2 separate regions of the Homo sapiens genome follow, and region 2 is linked to region 1. A link is an interaction called in ENCODE POLR2A ChIA-PET data of the cell type or tissue named here. Cell type or tissue: GM12878. All regions are shown on one strand. Each heading gives the region's core, and the rest is flanking DNA. Links, peaks and the distances in the headings are about the cores only. Region 1 overlaps RALA (RAS like proto-oncogene A). Region 2 overlaps CDK13 (cyclin dependent kinase 13).

The links. ChIA-PET counts read pairs that join two places held together with the same protein. Peaks named below come from ENCODE experiments on the same cell type or tissue, not always from the same donor. Only the 100,000 strongest peaks of a DNase experiment are listed, where the experiment ranks them.
Region 2: POLR2A ChIA-PET joins it to region 1 with 6 read pairs; 2 of 35 experiments call an interaction of 5 or more read pairs at or near these places.

The regions. Positions count from the first base shown.
Region 1 is chr7:39,680,990-39,688,859 of GRCh38, reverse strand. RALA (RAS like proto-oncogene A) reads right to left here. Exons shown (of 5, transcript NM_005402.4): 2 at 2,079-2,229. The coding sequence starts at 2,192. Among named protein-coding and RNA genes, the nearest start is that of LINC00265, 49 kb to the left of the region's middle. RefSeq lists an enhancer at 1-30. In GM12878, for the core only: no CTCF peak of the experiment used is centred there; a DNase peak (open chromatin) is centred at 2,469; H3K27ac peaks cover 879 bases.
Region 2 is chr7:39,954,026-39,961,895 of GRCh38, reverse strand. The region is part of intron 1 of CDK13 (cyclin dependent kinase 13); the gene reads right to left. Among named protein-coding and RNA genes, the nearest start is that of CDK13, 7.7 kb to the right of the region's middle. In GM12878, for the core only: no CTCF peak of the experiment used is centred there; no DNase peak of the experiment used is centred there; H3K4me3 peaks cover 1,471 bases.

The DNA.
Region 1 (7,870 bases), core at 959-3,458:
TGTGGAACTGTGAGTCAATTAAATCTCTTTTATTCATAAATTACCCCAGTGTCAGGTACTTCTTTATAGCAGTGTGAGAACAGACGGATACACCCCGTCGCTACAAAAATATACAACAATTAGCTGGGCATAGTGGCACATGCCTATAGTCTCAGCTACTTGGAAGGCTGAAATGGGAGGATCGCTTGAGCCTGGGAGGTGGAGGTTGCAGTGAGCTGAGACTGCATCACTGCCAGGGCAACAGAGCAAGACGTTATCTTTAAAAAAAAAAAAAAAAAAATTAGGCATGTGAATATTCTTACTTTTGGCTTCCTTATTGTCAAGAGGAGACTGATTTAAGGATTAGTCTGAGAGAAGATTAGCTCTTAAATAAACAGTATGAAACAAAGAATTCAATGAATAAATCAGTAATTTCATTTAAAGTACCATTTCAATCCACTCTCCACAAACTTTTTTTTTTTTTAAGAGACAGGGGTCTTGCTCTGTTGTGTAGGCTGGAATGCAGTGGCACAGTCATTGCTCACTGTGACCTCCAATGCAAATGATCCTCCTGCCTCAGCCTCCTAAGTAACTAGGAAAACAGGCATGCAGCACCACGCCCAGCTAATTTTTTAATTTTTTCATAGAGACAGGGTCTCACTTTGTTGCCAGCTGGTTCAAGCTCCTAGCCTCAAGTGATTCTCCAGCCTACGCCTTCCCTAAACTTTTTAATTCGCTCACTAACAAGCATGGCAACTGACAGATTTAAGGGTTTTATGTATGTGTGTAAAAAGAATGGTGAGACACAGGCAACAGAAAAAGACATGGGGGGTTGGGTGCACTGGCTCATACCTGTAATCCCAGCTTTGGGAGCCCAAGGTGGGAGGATCGCCCTGGGCAACAGAGTGAGAACCTGGTCTCTATTTAAAAAAAATAAAAGGTAAAAAAAGAGATAAAGACATGGGGTGGGAAAAATCTGTAGGGATATTTTTAGTCAAAAGACTAGGTTTAACACTTTGTTGCTCATCACAGATCACTTTTCTTGGGTAAGCTGGGTAACTCTCTGAGGTTCTGTTTTCACATCTGTAAAATGGGGATATCACCATCTCCCACACAAGATTGTTACGAGGACTAAGTTGTCTGCAACCATAAAACCTGGCTTTTGTTGGGAGAAAACAGAAGTGAGGATAAATGCTTACATTGGATTACCAACTCTTAAATCATTAAGACTTGATAACATTCCTGCAGGGAAAGACTATATTGCTATATATAGGCTACACCTTAACTCAGGGATGATGAAGTCTGATATGAATACATGCATACAAATCTGTAACCTGTGTGGTAATTATAAATTTTAGTGACTTGGCCTGCTTAATGATGAATGTAGTGCCATGCCAAACACACAATAAACGACTTTTTCATCAAGTTTATTAAAAGAATTTTTTTTTTTTTTTGGGATGGAGTCTTGCTCTGTCGCCCAGGCTGGAGTGCAGTGGCGCGATCTCGGCTCACTGCAAGCTCCGCCTCCCAGGTTCACACCATTCTCCTGCCTCAGCCTCCCGAGTAGCTGGGACTACAGGCACCCGCCACCATGCCCAGTTAATTTTTTGTATTTTTAGTATAGACGGGGTTTCACCGTGTTAGCCAGGATGGTCTCGATCTCCTAACCTTGTGATCTGCCTGTCTTGGCCTCCCAAAGTGCTGGGATTAGGCGTGAGCCACCGTGCGTGCCCAGCCTAAAAGATATTTTATATATGTTAACCTCAAGTCTCTCTTAAGTATTATACACACCACTTCTATTAATTAAAGGTAGGAATCGCCAATAAAACCTAAAAACAAAAAAGCTAAAGTTAGATTACTAAAAAAAGGCGTACTGTTTTTAGTTTAGCTTTGTTTTTAAAGCCTGAGGTTTTTAAGGACCATAAGTTCCTGATTTGTAAAATCAAGTTATGTACAGATGGCTCTAAACACAAAAATGAAAAAAAAATTATTAGTAATTTCAAGGATTCAAACAATCCATACAAAATAGCACCAAAACTAAGCTAGGGAAATACTCTCTGAAAGCCTAAACTTTGATCCATTATAAAATTAGCACTTACCTCATCGTACATGAACTGTAGAGTCAGAGCTGACTTGCCCACGCCACCACTGCCCACCATGATGACTTTGTGTAAAGCCAAAGAATTCTGACCCTTGGGCTTATTTGCAGCCATTTTGTGTCTCAGTTTTCACCAAAGGATTAAGAAGAATCTAAGAAGAATGAAAGAATAAGTAATGCTCAGTACATTCTTCTTTAGAATTCCAGTGTAAGAAAGAGATATGTCCTTAGAGTTCAATATACTAGTTTTCAATCTGTAGTGATTTTAAACAGATGGCAAATGAAGTATGCTCACTTAGGGGAAAAACCATGAACCATTTATCAGAGAATACCATGGCAATAAAACAAGCCTATGACTCAAGGGCATTTCTCTTAAAATAGTTGGGTTTCAGTAATGAGCTATGATCAAAAGTGAAAATTTCCCAGTACAACTGCATGCTGACAATAATGGGGTATCAGCTGCACTGCAATATGTCCACACAGATACGAAAGCAGGCTAAAGGATCTCTTTGTTTTCACACTAATTTATATTGGCAATAATTAAAGAGATGTTTCTTCCTTTTTTTTTTTTTTTTTTGAGACGGAGTCTCGCTCTGTCGCCCAGGCTGGAGTGCAGTGGCGTGATCTCGGCTTACTGTAGCCTCCACCTCCCAGGTTCAAGCGATTCTTGTGCCTCAGCCTCCTGAGTAGCTGGGACTACAAGCGCGCACCACCATGCTTGGCTAGCTTTTGCATTTTTAGTAGAGACAGGGTTTCGCCATGTTGGCCAGGCTGGTCTCAAACTCCTGGCCTCTAATGATCCGCCTGCCTTGGCCTCCCAAAGTGCTGGGATTACAGGCGTGAGCCACCGCACCCCCGACCAAGATGTTTCTCTTGAGTAAGAAACAAGTGACCAAAAAAAGACTGCTAATGTGTTTACTACATCATGCCTCACATTAAGGACCTCATTGAAATGCTTACTTACTGCTATTTTATAGAAGAAGACATCCCATCCCAACAACTTGGTGGTAGAATTATAAACAGAATTCAACACTGTATACCCCAACTAACAGATTACTGGAACATCTGTTTCTTGGGATGGCTGGCCAATCTAACTTAAATGCTTGGATCTAGCATGCCTTCACTTTTCTCAGAGCATCCACTGTTTAATACATTTTTACACTCAGTGTGGAGAGGCCAGGTTCTTACAGAAGTTGTAGTGACCTTCGGCCATGCTGACTTGGCCTTAGAAAAAATCCTGTGAGGCCACAACAAACACTCTGAACGTGTGTGGAGATCCAAGCAAAGAGACTTTTTGTTATTGGGGGTTGAGGGGGTTGCACCCCTTGTCCTCAGCAACTCTTTGACTTGTTTCGGACACAAACAGCTTTCTAAGTTGCAGCTCCCAGAACCACGCCCCCTCCTGTTTACCTCTCTATCTTGGGCCAATCTTTCCTAGCTCAGCTGCATCAGACCCACAACGGTCTCCTTCTGTTTTTCACTTTTCTAAGCCTCTTGGCCTTTGCCATGCAGCTTCCTCTGTCTGGCATATTCTTATTCCATCTGGCTAACTCCTCTTGGTTTTTGGGTCTCAGCCTTACCTGAAACTCTCAACCTAAATTAGGTTCTCCTCTGCTCTGTGCTCTCAGATAGCATCTGATACTTTTCCTTCATAATCCTTATCACAAGTTGAAATTGCCTGAATATGTATTAGGTTGGCGCCAAAGTAATTGCGGTTTTGGCCATTACTTTCAATGGCAAAACCGCAATTACTTTTGCACCAACTTAATAGTATAAGTATTCCTCTAGTATACCAGAAACAGTGAGTTCAGGACCATGTTCACTTGGGTTAATAGTCTGCTTAATGTAACTAACATGGCTGGCAAAATCCGCCATTTAGTGCAAAAGCATTGAATGAATGAATGAATACACAAATGTTTGCAGTCTGACTTAACCCTGAGAAATGCTTTAAGCCAAGCTTGTCCAACCTGTGGCCCGTGGGCCACATGCGGCCCTTTGAATGCCCAACACAAATTTGTAAACTTTCTTAAAACATTATGCAACTTTTTTTTTTCTTTTTTTTTTTTTTTTAGCTCATCAGCTATCGTTAGTGTATTTTATGTCTGGCCCAAGACAATTCTTCTTCCAATGTGGCCCGGGGAAGCCAGAAGATTGGACACCCCTGCTTTTAGGTTGTACCGGTGTAAAGCAGCTCTTGCTACTAGAGGTTCAATCACAAATGGGCCAGGACAATCTGCCATGGGTCTGTGCCTCACATACGGGCTGTACAGGGCACCCAAGAACTGGGTGCGGCTTCAGGTCTCACCCATAAATCATTCCCATATGCCTGCTTGCCCAATATATAAAAGTATTAAGAAAAATCCCCCATAATCCTACTGTCCATTTAGCAATATGAACAGGCTAACATACCTCCTTGGAGACTGCTTTCAATCTACATTTAACATAACTGAGATCACATATACATAAATGCATTTTTTCATCCTGTTCTTATCATTCTATCAAAAGCATTTTAGCAGAAGCAGTTTGAACTGTTAAGCGTATGGCAAAAAATTTACACTTACAGGCTAAGAGTTCAATTTAACTCAACAAACACAAATTCAGCCACTCTTTTACCTGGGTATTGAGAACATGACCATTAGATTGTGAGTGCTTATCACTGCTCAAAAACAGTGAAAATTACAGTACACTGCAGGTAACTAAAAGTCTGAAAGATACCAAGTCTAAGCCAGTTTATGAAGCATGCTGTTGCTGGTGTTCCTAAATACATCAGGAAGTGACTTCTTTATTATGATCATTACTTGCTGGCAGTTATAATCATGTCACAGCTAATATATCTACTGTTTTATTTTTAAAACAGTACATATCACATGAGCTCAGGGCATTACCATATCAATTAATACTCTAAGAGTTGTGTGTGTGTGTGTGTGTGTGTGTGTGTGTGTTCAAAAGAAAACACTTAGCAGTCACTACAACTGGGTTAAAACACTTTTCCTTCTAGAATAATTTAAAACACAATCTGTGACTCAGAAGCAGAAAAGACAGAGATTTCCAAGGATGTTTTTCCAAAGTGCAAACATTTCCTAATAACTATGAGCTGCACATTCCAGACTATTAAGAGGCTATCCAGGAAAAGAAGCTTCTGCCAAGGAAAAACTACTCGACCCCCATTTTAAAAGACTTGGCACTCCACCACTTAATTCCCAAGCCCTGGTCTAGATATTGTTTTGAATGATAAACAAGCCATAGCCCCTGCCTATGTGGAACTTAAGACAAACACATACACAAATAAGCAAATACCATTAGTGCTAAGTGCAATGAAAAAAAATAAGACAGCAATGGGGGGAGGAGCTACTTTAACCAGATGGTCAAGGATGACTCTGAAGAGGTGGCATTTGAGCTGAGACCTGAATGTTTTGAAGAAACCAGTCAGCTCTGAGGGAAGAGCGCTCCAGACACAGGGAATAACAAGTACAAAGAACTTAGAAGAGGGTGGGAGTGGGGAGCATGTTCTAGGAAGCAGAAGAAGGCCAGAGTACATGAAGCCTAGTGTCAGTCTGTTTCCTGTTGCTATAACAGAGTATCTGAGACTGGGTAATTTATTTTTTAAAAAGAAATTTATCTCTTACACTTCTGAAGGCTGGGAATCCCAAGAGCATGGTGGCAGCATCTACATGGCTTCTGGTGGAAGGCATCACATGGCAAGTGGGCAAGTTTGCTGCCTCTTACAAAGCCACCAGTCTCATCATGGGGGCCCTACCCTGATGATCTTATCTAATCCTAATTACTTCCCAAAGCCCCACTGCCAATCAACATATGAATTTGGGGATTAAATTTCCAACACATGGCCAGGTGCAGTGGCTCATGCCTGTAATCCCAGCACTTTGGGAGGCCGAGGTGGGCGGATCACTTGAGGTCAGGAGACCAGCCTGGCCAACATGGTGAAACCCCACATCTACTAAAAATACAAAAAAAATTAGTGGGGTGTGGTGGCAGGTGCCTGTAATCCCAGCTACAAGGGAGGCTGAGGCAGGAGAATCGTTTGAACTCAGGAGGCGGAGGTTGCAGTGAGCCAAGATCGTGCCACTGCACTCCAGCCTGGGCAACAGAGTGAGACTCCGTCTTAGAAAGAAAAAAAAAGTGCCAACACATGAAATTTGCAGGACACATTTAAACCACAGCACTTAGTGAATGACTGGAGAGTAAGAGGAGGTAAAATTGACAGGTAGGCAGAGGCCAAATCACAAAAAGCCTTGAAGGCCCCGGAAGTGTTTGGATTTTACTAGAACTGCAATGGGAAGCCTCTGGAGTTTTTAAGAAGGATAGTGGTAAAATTTGTGTTTTTAAAAAGATTACCCTGGTTGGTGTGTAGAGAATGGACAGTGGAAGTATCAAGAGTTGAAAGTATAGGAGGCTATCCCAGTAATCCATGCAAGAGAGGACAGAGGCTTGGGGTACAGCAGCAGCAGCAGCAGCAGCAATGGTATTACCAGTTCCCGTATAACTACTAATACCACCTATACTGAGGACAACCAACATTTACTGACCACTCACTAAGTGCAAGGCACTGTTCTGAGCACTCTGCACATACTAATTCAGCTGAGTACTACATTTCAGATATTTACAATCCTAGGCGATATGTACTATTTTAACTTCATTTAACAGATGAGGAATCTGGGTCACAGATGTCAACTTGCTCAAGACCGAGCCAGAATTCAAACTGAGGGAGCCTGCTCTCCTAACCACTATGTTATTTGGAATACATTTTGAAGAAACAGTTGATAGGACTTCCTGATTGACTGGATGGGAGAAAACAAGACTAACCTTTAAGTTTTTGTCCCAAATATCTGAATGTTAGGCATCTATACCTAAGATGGAGAAGGACCAAGAAGGAATAGGTCTGGGAAAGAAATCCCAAGCTCTGCTTGCACATTAGACATTTCAACTAGAGTTGAACAAGAAAAACTGAATGTTTTAGTCTAGAGTTCAGGGATGAGGGTAGAGATGGAAAAAAAATTGCACGTCAGTTTACAGATGATATTTGAAGTCACAAAATGGCATGAGCTTTCTTAGGGAGAAGATGAAGATAGATACGAGAAAGTGGCAAAGGAAAGAGCCCTGAAACAACTCAACAGGCTAGTTCAGCAGGAGATCTAGTAATCGCACAGTCACTGAGGCTGGCTGACTTAAATCCTGCCGACCGACTGAGGTGAGATATGAGGAGAGACAAAAAAGAGCTAATTCTGTGCAAGATGGAGGTTGTTGTTAATCTTGGGAAGAGTCATTTCACCAATTGAGGTAAGAATGGGGTGGGTAGTGCATGCCAGTAATCCCAGCTACTTGCAGGGCTGAGGCATGAGAATCGCCTGAACCCGGGAGGCTCCAGTGAGCCAAGATCCAAGATTGCACCATTGCACTCCAGCCTGGGCTAGAGAGTAAGACTCTGTCTCAAAAAAAAAAAAAAAAAAAAAAAAAAAAAAAAAGGAATAGGGTGGGTTTGGGTTGAGGAGAAACAGAAGGTACAGAATTGGATTTTTACTCTCAAGATGAATGGAGAAATGCAATCATAATGGGAAGGTGTTGTTAGGAAAAGGGCTTTTTGTTTGGCTGCTTTTTAAATGTTATTAGGGGATGTCTGCATAACAATCATCCAAAAGAGGCATAAATTAATGATCTAGAAGACAGAGTGAACTCTAGGAGCAAAGTTCTGGAGTGAACCAGAAGAATTAGGACCTGGAACATAACAGGAGCAGGGACATCTCTTCCTTTGTAATGGGAGGTAAGACAATGCAAAGA
Region 2 (7,870 bases), core at 1,805-4,304, 270 kb before region 1:
AAAACCAAACACCGCATGTTCTCACTCATAGGTGGGAATTGAACAATGAGAACACATGGACACTGGAAGGGGAACATCACACTCTGGGGACTGTTGTGGGGTAGGGGGAGGGAGGAGGGATAGCATTAGGAGATATACCTAATGTTAAATGATGAGTTAATGGGTGCAGCACACCAACATGGCACATGTATACATATGTAACTAACCTGCACGTTGTGCACATGTACCCTAAAACTTAAAGTATAATTAAAAAAAAAAAAAGAAGTAAATTATGTCATTTGTGACAGGAAGATAAATACTGCATGATCTCACTTATATGTGGAATCTAGAAAATTCAAACTCATAGAAGTAGGGAGTAGAATGGTGGTTACCAGGGTCTAGGGGAGAGGAGTGTATAGGGAAAGGGAGATGTTGATCAAAAGACACAAAGTTTCAGATAGACAGAAGTAATAAATTTTAGCGATCTATTGGGCAGAATGGTGACTACAATAATGCACTGCATATTCTGATACTGACAAAACAGTAGTTTTTTTGTTTGAGACAGAGTCTTGCTTTGTGCCCAGGCTGGAGTGTCGTGGCGAGATCTCGGCTCACTGCAACCTCTGCCTCCCAAGTTCGAGCTATTCTGCTGCCTCAGTCTCCCGAGTAGTTGGGGTCTACAGGCACACGCCACCATGCTTGGCTATGTTTTGTATTTTTAGTAGAGACGGGGTTTCGCCATGTTGGCCAGGCTGGTCTTGAACTCCCGACCTCAAGTAATCCATCCACCTTGGCCTCCCAAAGTGCTGGGATTACAGGCGTGAGCCACTGTGCCCAGCCAAAGAGTAGAGTTAAAATGTTTTCTTCAATGGCTGTTTCGAGCTGTGTTAAAAAAAAAATTATTTTAAAAATGTTTTCACCACCAAAATAGGTATGTGATGTGACTGATTTCTTAATTATCTTGATTGAAGCCCTCCACAGGTAAACACCAAAACATCACACACATAAACATATACAATTATTTGTCAATAAAAAATAAATTGGCCGGGTGCGGTGGCTCACGCCTGTAATCCCAGCACTTTGACAGGCCAAGGTGGGCAGATCACCTGAGGTCAGGAGTTCGAGACCAGCCTGGCCAACATGGCAAAACCTCATCTCTACTAAAAGTACAAAAATTAGCCAGGCATGGTGGCAGGCGCCTGTAATTCCAGCTACTCAGGAGGCTAAAGCTGAAGAACAGCTTGAACCCAGGAGGCGTAGGTTGTTACAGTGAGCCGAGATCACGCCACTGCACTACAGCCTGGGCGACAACAGTGAGACTCCATCTTAAATAAATAAATTAATTTTAAAAGCATCTGATGGCCAGATGCGGTGGCTCATGCCTGTAATCCCAGCACTTTGAGAGGCCAAGGCGGGCGGATCACGAGGTCAGGAGATTAAGACCATCCTGGGTAAAATGATGAAACCCCGTCTCTACTGAAAACACAAAAAAAATTAGCCAAGCGTGGTGACGGGCGCCTGTAGTCCCAGCTACTCGCGAGGCTGAGGCAGGAGAATAGTGTGAACCTGGGAAGCGGAGCTTGCAGTGAGCCGAGATCATGACACTGCGTGCCACTGCACTCCAGCCTGGGTGACAGAGCGAGACTCCATCTCAAAAAAAAAAGTATTTGATTCTGTAAGTATCTTATAGAAAAAAAAAAATGATCAAATGAAAGTGGTATTTTAAATCTGAATGCAGAGAACAGGAGGGGCTCAAAGAGAAATCTAAAAGCAAGCAGAACTAACAAAGCATTCCAAGATAAATGTATGGACCAAAAGACCACTGGAAAAAAAAAAAAAAGAAAAAACTTTACAGAACAAGAAGTTCATTACAACTATGAAGAGATAAAAGTACTACTAAAGTTTGACACTAGGTACCTGGGAGAAACTACTACCACTTAAAACACACGTGTGCACACACACACAGAGACAAATCAAAAACCTAGTCCTAAAATAAAACGTTACATAAAGAAGGTTAAAAGATAAAAGACAAGCTCACGAAAAATACTTGCTAATGCCGCAAAAAAAAAAAAAAACAAGTTAGTAGCTATAACACACAAGTAGGTCTTGCAAGTTAATTTAAAAAAAAAAAAATCAAGAAATTAGAACATCTGGCCAGGTGCAGTGGTTCACACCTGTAATCCCCGCACTTTGAAAGGCCAAGGCAGGCAGACTGCTTGAGCTCAAGAGTTCGAGACCAGCCTTGGCAACACGGTGAAACGCTGTCTCTACCAAAAATAAAAAATTTAACTGGGCATGCTGGCATGCATCTGCGATCCCAGCTACTCGGGAGGCTGAGGTGAGAGATCACTTGAGCTGGGAGGTGGAGGTTGCAGTGAGCAGATGGTGCCACTGCACTCCAGCCTGGGTGACAGAGTGAGACCCGGTCTCAATTAAAAAAAAAAAAGAAAGAAAAAGGCCAGGCACGGTGGCTCACGCCTGTAATCCCAGCACTCTGGGAGGCTGAAGCGGGTGGATCACCTGAGGCCAGGAGTTCGAGACCAGTCTGACCAACATGGAAAAACCTCGTCTCTACTAAAAATACAAAATTAGCTGGGCATGGTGGCGCATGCCTGTAATCCCAGCTACTCGGAAGGCTGAAGAAGGAGAATCGCTTGAACCCGGGAGGCAGAGGTTGCGGTGAGCCGAGATCGCACCATTCCAGCCTGGGCAACAAGAGCAAAAAAAAAAAAAGAAAGAAATTAAAATATCCAGTAAACAGATGAAAATATATTAAACCTTATTAAATATCAAAGAAATGCAAATGAATGAAACGATAATGGTGCCAGGCACCAATAGGGGCTCACAACTATAATCCCAGCACTTTGGAAGGCCAAGGTGGGCAGATCATTTGAGGTCAGGAGTTCAAGATCAGCCTGGCCAACATGGCAAAACCCCATCTCTACTAAAAATACAAAACAACAAAAAAAACCAATAATGGAATATGTGACAACTCCAAGTGTTGGTGAGACTCAGGAAATGGGTAATTCCACACTGTTGGGAAATGTAAATTTGTAAAAGCCTTCTGAAAGGCATTTTGAAAGTGTATCAATGTTACAAATGTATATACCACCTTTGCCTCAAAAATTTTATCCCCAGGAAATTCAATCTAAAGATAATGGAACAAATACACAAAAAAAAATTTGCTTTAGATATACACACATAGCAAAAATTAAAAAAAAAACAAAACTAAGAATTTATCAAAGTGGATTCAGCCAAACAATTTATGCTATATCCATACAACAGAATACTAGGAGCTACTAATAAAAATGGTATGCTGTACTGTGGAGTACAGGCTACAAGACAGCATTGTTACATGTTCCCGCTTATGGAAAAATCATACATCCCTGTGCATATATGCATAAAAAAGTCTAGAAAAATATTTATCAAAATGTCATGAGTGATCATCTCATCAGGTAGCTGGACCTAAGGGGCCTTTTAATCTCTTATACTTTTCTATACTAACGGAAAATTTCTACCATTAGCCTCTATTATGCTTGCAAACAGGTGAAAAATAATAAAGAGCAGTAACAGAAAAAAAATGACTCTAAGAAAGGTGAAATAATTTAATGTTAGGTAAATTGAGTTTGGAATGCCAATAAAATATCCCAGTGAAAGTGCCCCTATGCAACTGAAAATGCAAACAGAAAAGCAGGGAGGCGTGTAGATCATTTACCATTTTCGGTTCCTCTCACTAACCTCATTTCCATTTTACTTACATTCCAGTTTTACCTATATTTATCCTCTAATGTACATCAATTTTACTTTCCAAATACATAAAAAACACTAGGTTCTTCCACAATTTAAATGTGCAGGAATTCAAGGAACAAAATCACTGCAAACAAGTAATGCTTCTGATTTTAGCTTGGTACTTTTGCTTCCAACACCCACTTCAAAGCTTATAAATTTATAGAAAACAAAGCCAACCAAAACCAAAATAACAACAACAAAATGATATTCACACAAAAAAAGTCCAAAATAAAGGAAAAAATTAAAATTATCTTATATGTGAATATTAAGCAACATTCACTTCCAACTGGTTTTTCAAAAATAGCTACAATTTTTCAGAGTTGGGAAATAAGTTTGACATAATGTCTGCTCAGAAAATTTTCTCTTTAAAGATTAATTCAAACGCACCAAGAATTTATCTTGATCAGCACAACAGAGGGCAAATATAAACACTAGGTCTGAATTTATTCCATTCACACTAAAGTGACTCCCAGCATCCTCTACTCATTCTAATAAAGTAGAAGCTAGAAGGAGGTTCTTAAATTCCCTCCTTATAAATCGAAACAATTACCTGCCCTATCCTAGAGTATGAGAGTGTATGTAAACCAAAATACCAAGCAAGTTTACAGATATAACTCGCATCTGTGCAGACTGGTTTGCACTAATCTGTAGAGAAAAAATGTATTTAAATTAAACCACCAATAAATAAGCTCTGTAATTTGTCCTCTAGGAGCTTACAATCTAGTAGGGAAAACACAAAGGCAGCCAGCCAACTAAGCAGATATTAAACAGAATTTTTTAAAACTCTACAACAAAGATAAAGTGCTGTGGGGGCACAGGAAAAAAAACTAACTTTTATCTAGATGAATGGAAAAAGGTCTCAAGATAGTGGGATTTAAGGCTGGACACACTGGCTCATGCCTGTAATCCCAACACTTTGGGAGGCAAGGACAGGAGGATTGTTCAACCCCAGGAGACCAGCCTGAGCAACACAGTAAAACACCATCTCTACCAAAACACACACACACACACACACACACACACACACACACACACACGACAGTGGGATTTTTGAGCTGAGTTTTAAATGCAAAGCTGGAGATGAAGAGCAAAAGAGAGTTTGGAGTGTCTCTTATCATTTAAGCTAACAGAACAGCAAGTATAAAAATAGAAATAAAAATGTCTTTGAAAACAGAACTGTGATAGAATGGAGCCAGATCATAAAAGGCATTAACTGATGGAACATTAGGAAGTTTAGACTTGGCCATGCACAGCTGCTCTTGCCTGTAATCCCAACACTTTGGGAGGCCCAGGCGGGAGGATTGTCTGAGGCCAGGAGTTCAAGACAAGTCAGAGCAACATGGTAAAACCCATCACTACAAAAAACACAAAAATTAGCCAGGCATGGTGGCATGCACCTGTAATCCCAGCTACTCGGGAGGCTGAAGCAGGAGGATCCTCTGGGCCCAGGAGTTCGAAGCTGCTGTGAGCCATGATCACATCATCACTGCACTCCAGGGTGGGCAAGTGACCTAGACACTATCCCTAAAAAAAAAAGTTTAGGTTTATTCTAATAATAATTCTAATATAATGGGAGTGACATGAGCTAAACAAAGATATTAAGAAAACTCTCCTGATACAGAATGAACTGAGAAGAATGGATGAAACGAGAAGAATGTTCACAGTAACATGAAGTCTAGCTAATTAACCTGAAATGGTGATAGAAATGGAAAGAAATAAATATTAGCGTTAGCGGAAAAGAAATGTGATAAGGACTGAGTAGATGTAAATGTCAGGTGAAGTTTGGTCAGAGAAGGAGCAAAACACAAGGCCATCACTTTGAGAATGAAAATAATGATTACAGCTTTGGAAATTTAAGACAGTTAACCTAAACTTCCATTCCCTTCTGAGAGTTTCTCCATTTGTTCTAGTATCCTATTTTTTGACACTTTTTAAAAGCATTTTAAGAATTCCATTCACCTAGGGATTTTCATGACTTATTTCTATTAAGTATATATTAAATCAGTGGCATATTTTTTGAGTTTTTTTTTCATTACGGAATATCTTCATTTCATATACTTTTGAACTATAGTTTTCAGGACAAAACACTAAATAATCCATTACAGAGGTACCACATATAACAATAATTTTTCTTATTTATATTTAGAGTCCACCCATCTTTTTCAGATTCTTAGGTTCTTATTATTCCATAATGAATGCTTCTGTGCTTCTTGGTGGAATGGAACTTCCATAGGTTTAGAGAAAGAACAAAACACACATAATAATTTCTTGCACGGATTTTAATCTGACATCAGTAACTTCAGATCAAAATAATTCTGGAAAACCACCACCAATAACTAAGAGTAATTAATGTCTTCAAGAAATGTTTTTAGCCAATCTTTGTAAAGACAAAGTAGGAAAAACATCCACAAGATTTAAACCCAATTGTTCATAAAAACTACAAATAAACACAAATAAGCTGAAAGAATCTTTAGAAGATTCATCTTTTAAAATCTTCAAAATGCTGATAAAATGGCCAAGGAACAGAAACCAACACATAAATACCCAAGCAGAAGCTGATTTTTCACCAAAACAGGTCATTATGTGAGGTGGCCAGCGCCCCTGAATGCCAACTAAATTTCAATAAAGCATATGCTTTAAGTGGTAAGTGGCCCATGTTCTTTAATGAATAGACTGCTGTTAGAATTCTTCATATTGTAACCAAAATCCACCTTCATATTGTAACCAAAATCCATGCTCTTTAATATTAAGAGCATGTACTTTCAAATCAGCCTAGGGTTTGAATCCAAGCTGACCTTGGAACAAATCGCTTAAAACCTTTTAGAGCTCCCGTTTCCCAATCCATCAATGGGAATGTTTCCAACTATCACATGGATTTTGGTGGTCAATATATGTTAAATATTTATCAATGCCTGGCACACAGTAAAACACTACAAACGGTACCCTCCCCTCTTTTCAGCACACCCTCACATTTATTATAGGGCCAGTCAGCAAGATTACGTGACCTTCCACACCCCAACAGTCAAGTAGTAAAGAAAATACGGCAAACAGATTATACAGGGGAAAAAGTAAAGCTAAGAGGGAACTGATGAAAAGAAATGCATGAGCCGAGGACTGAAGATTCAAATGAAGACAAAGAACAAGTTGTGAAGTGGAAATCACTAAAATGAAAAGGATTTATTTATCTGACATCAAAAAAAGCTTCAGGCTGGATGTGGTGGCTCACACCTGTAATCCCTGGACTTTGGGAGGCTGATGCAGCAGGTGGATCATTTGAGCCCAGGAGTTTGACACCAGCCTGGGCAACATGGTGAAACCCTATCTCTATTTTCAGCTTATTTAAAATTGTTTTTCATCTTCATACCACGATTTCAATACTATTTTGAATGTGTATGCATTTCCTTGAAAATATCTACGCTGACAATTCATTAATATGTAAGTTCTGCATAGGCTGGGGAAATATTACACTGTTTCTTACAGCATTACACATGGTCTGTATTAAATATTTTGAATGAAGTTTGTAATACAAAGCCCACATTAATATTTTGTATGTTCAGTAAACTCCAGCATCCCTTCATTTACACCTATTCAACATTTATTAAGAGTGTACTTGTGCCAGATACAGTGCTGAGCACTAGAAATACAATGATGGATAAGACAGCCCAGTTGCCTTCATGGAACTCACAGCAGTCCATTCATTAAAGAACATGGGCCACTTACCACAAGTAATAAATTCTGAAAATAAATAAAACTTTTCCATTAATCTGTACAAGTGAGTTCAATTAACCGTTCCTAAAAAGTAACAATACACTTATTATATTTTAAAATCTTTAGATTTTTCCAATCAACTATTTTAGCTATTAATTCTAGGCCCTATGTTTTAAGCTGGACATTTGACAAACTAGATATAATGTGAAAAATCTGAAAACCGTATGAGTTTTTTAGTCTAGAAGACTCAGAAATCATGACAACTGTCTTTATATTTTAAAGGGTTAGCATACACGTGTGCTCTGTACCATTCCAAAGGGTTAAACTTGGAGCAATGGTTCGAAGGTGGATTTTGGTCACAATATGAAGAATTCTAACAATTTGGGATATTGAA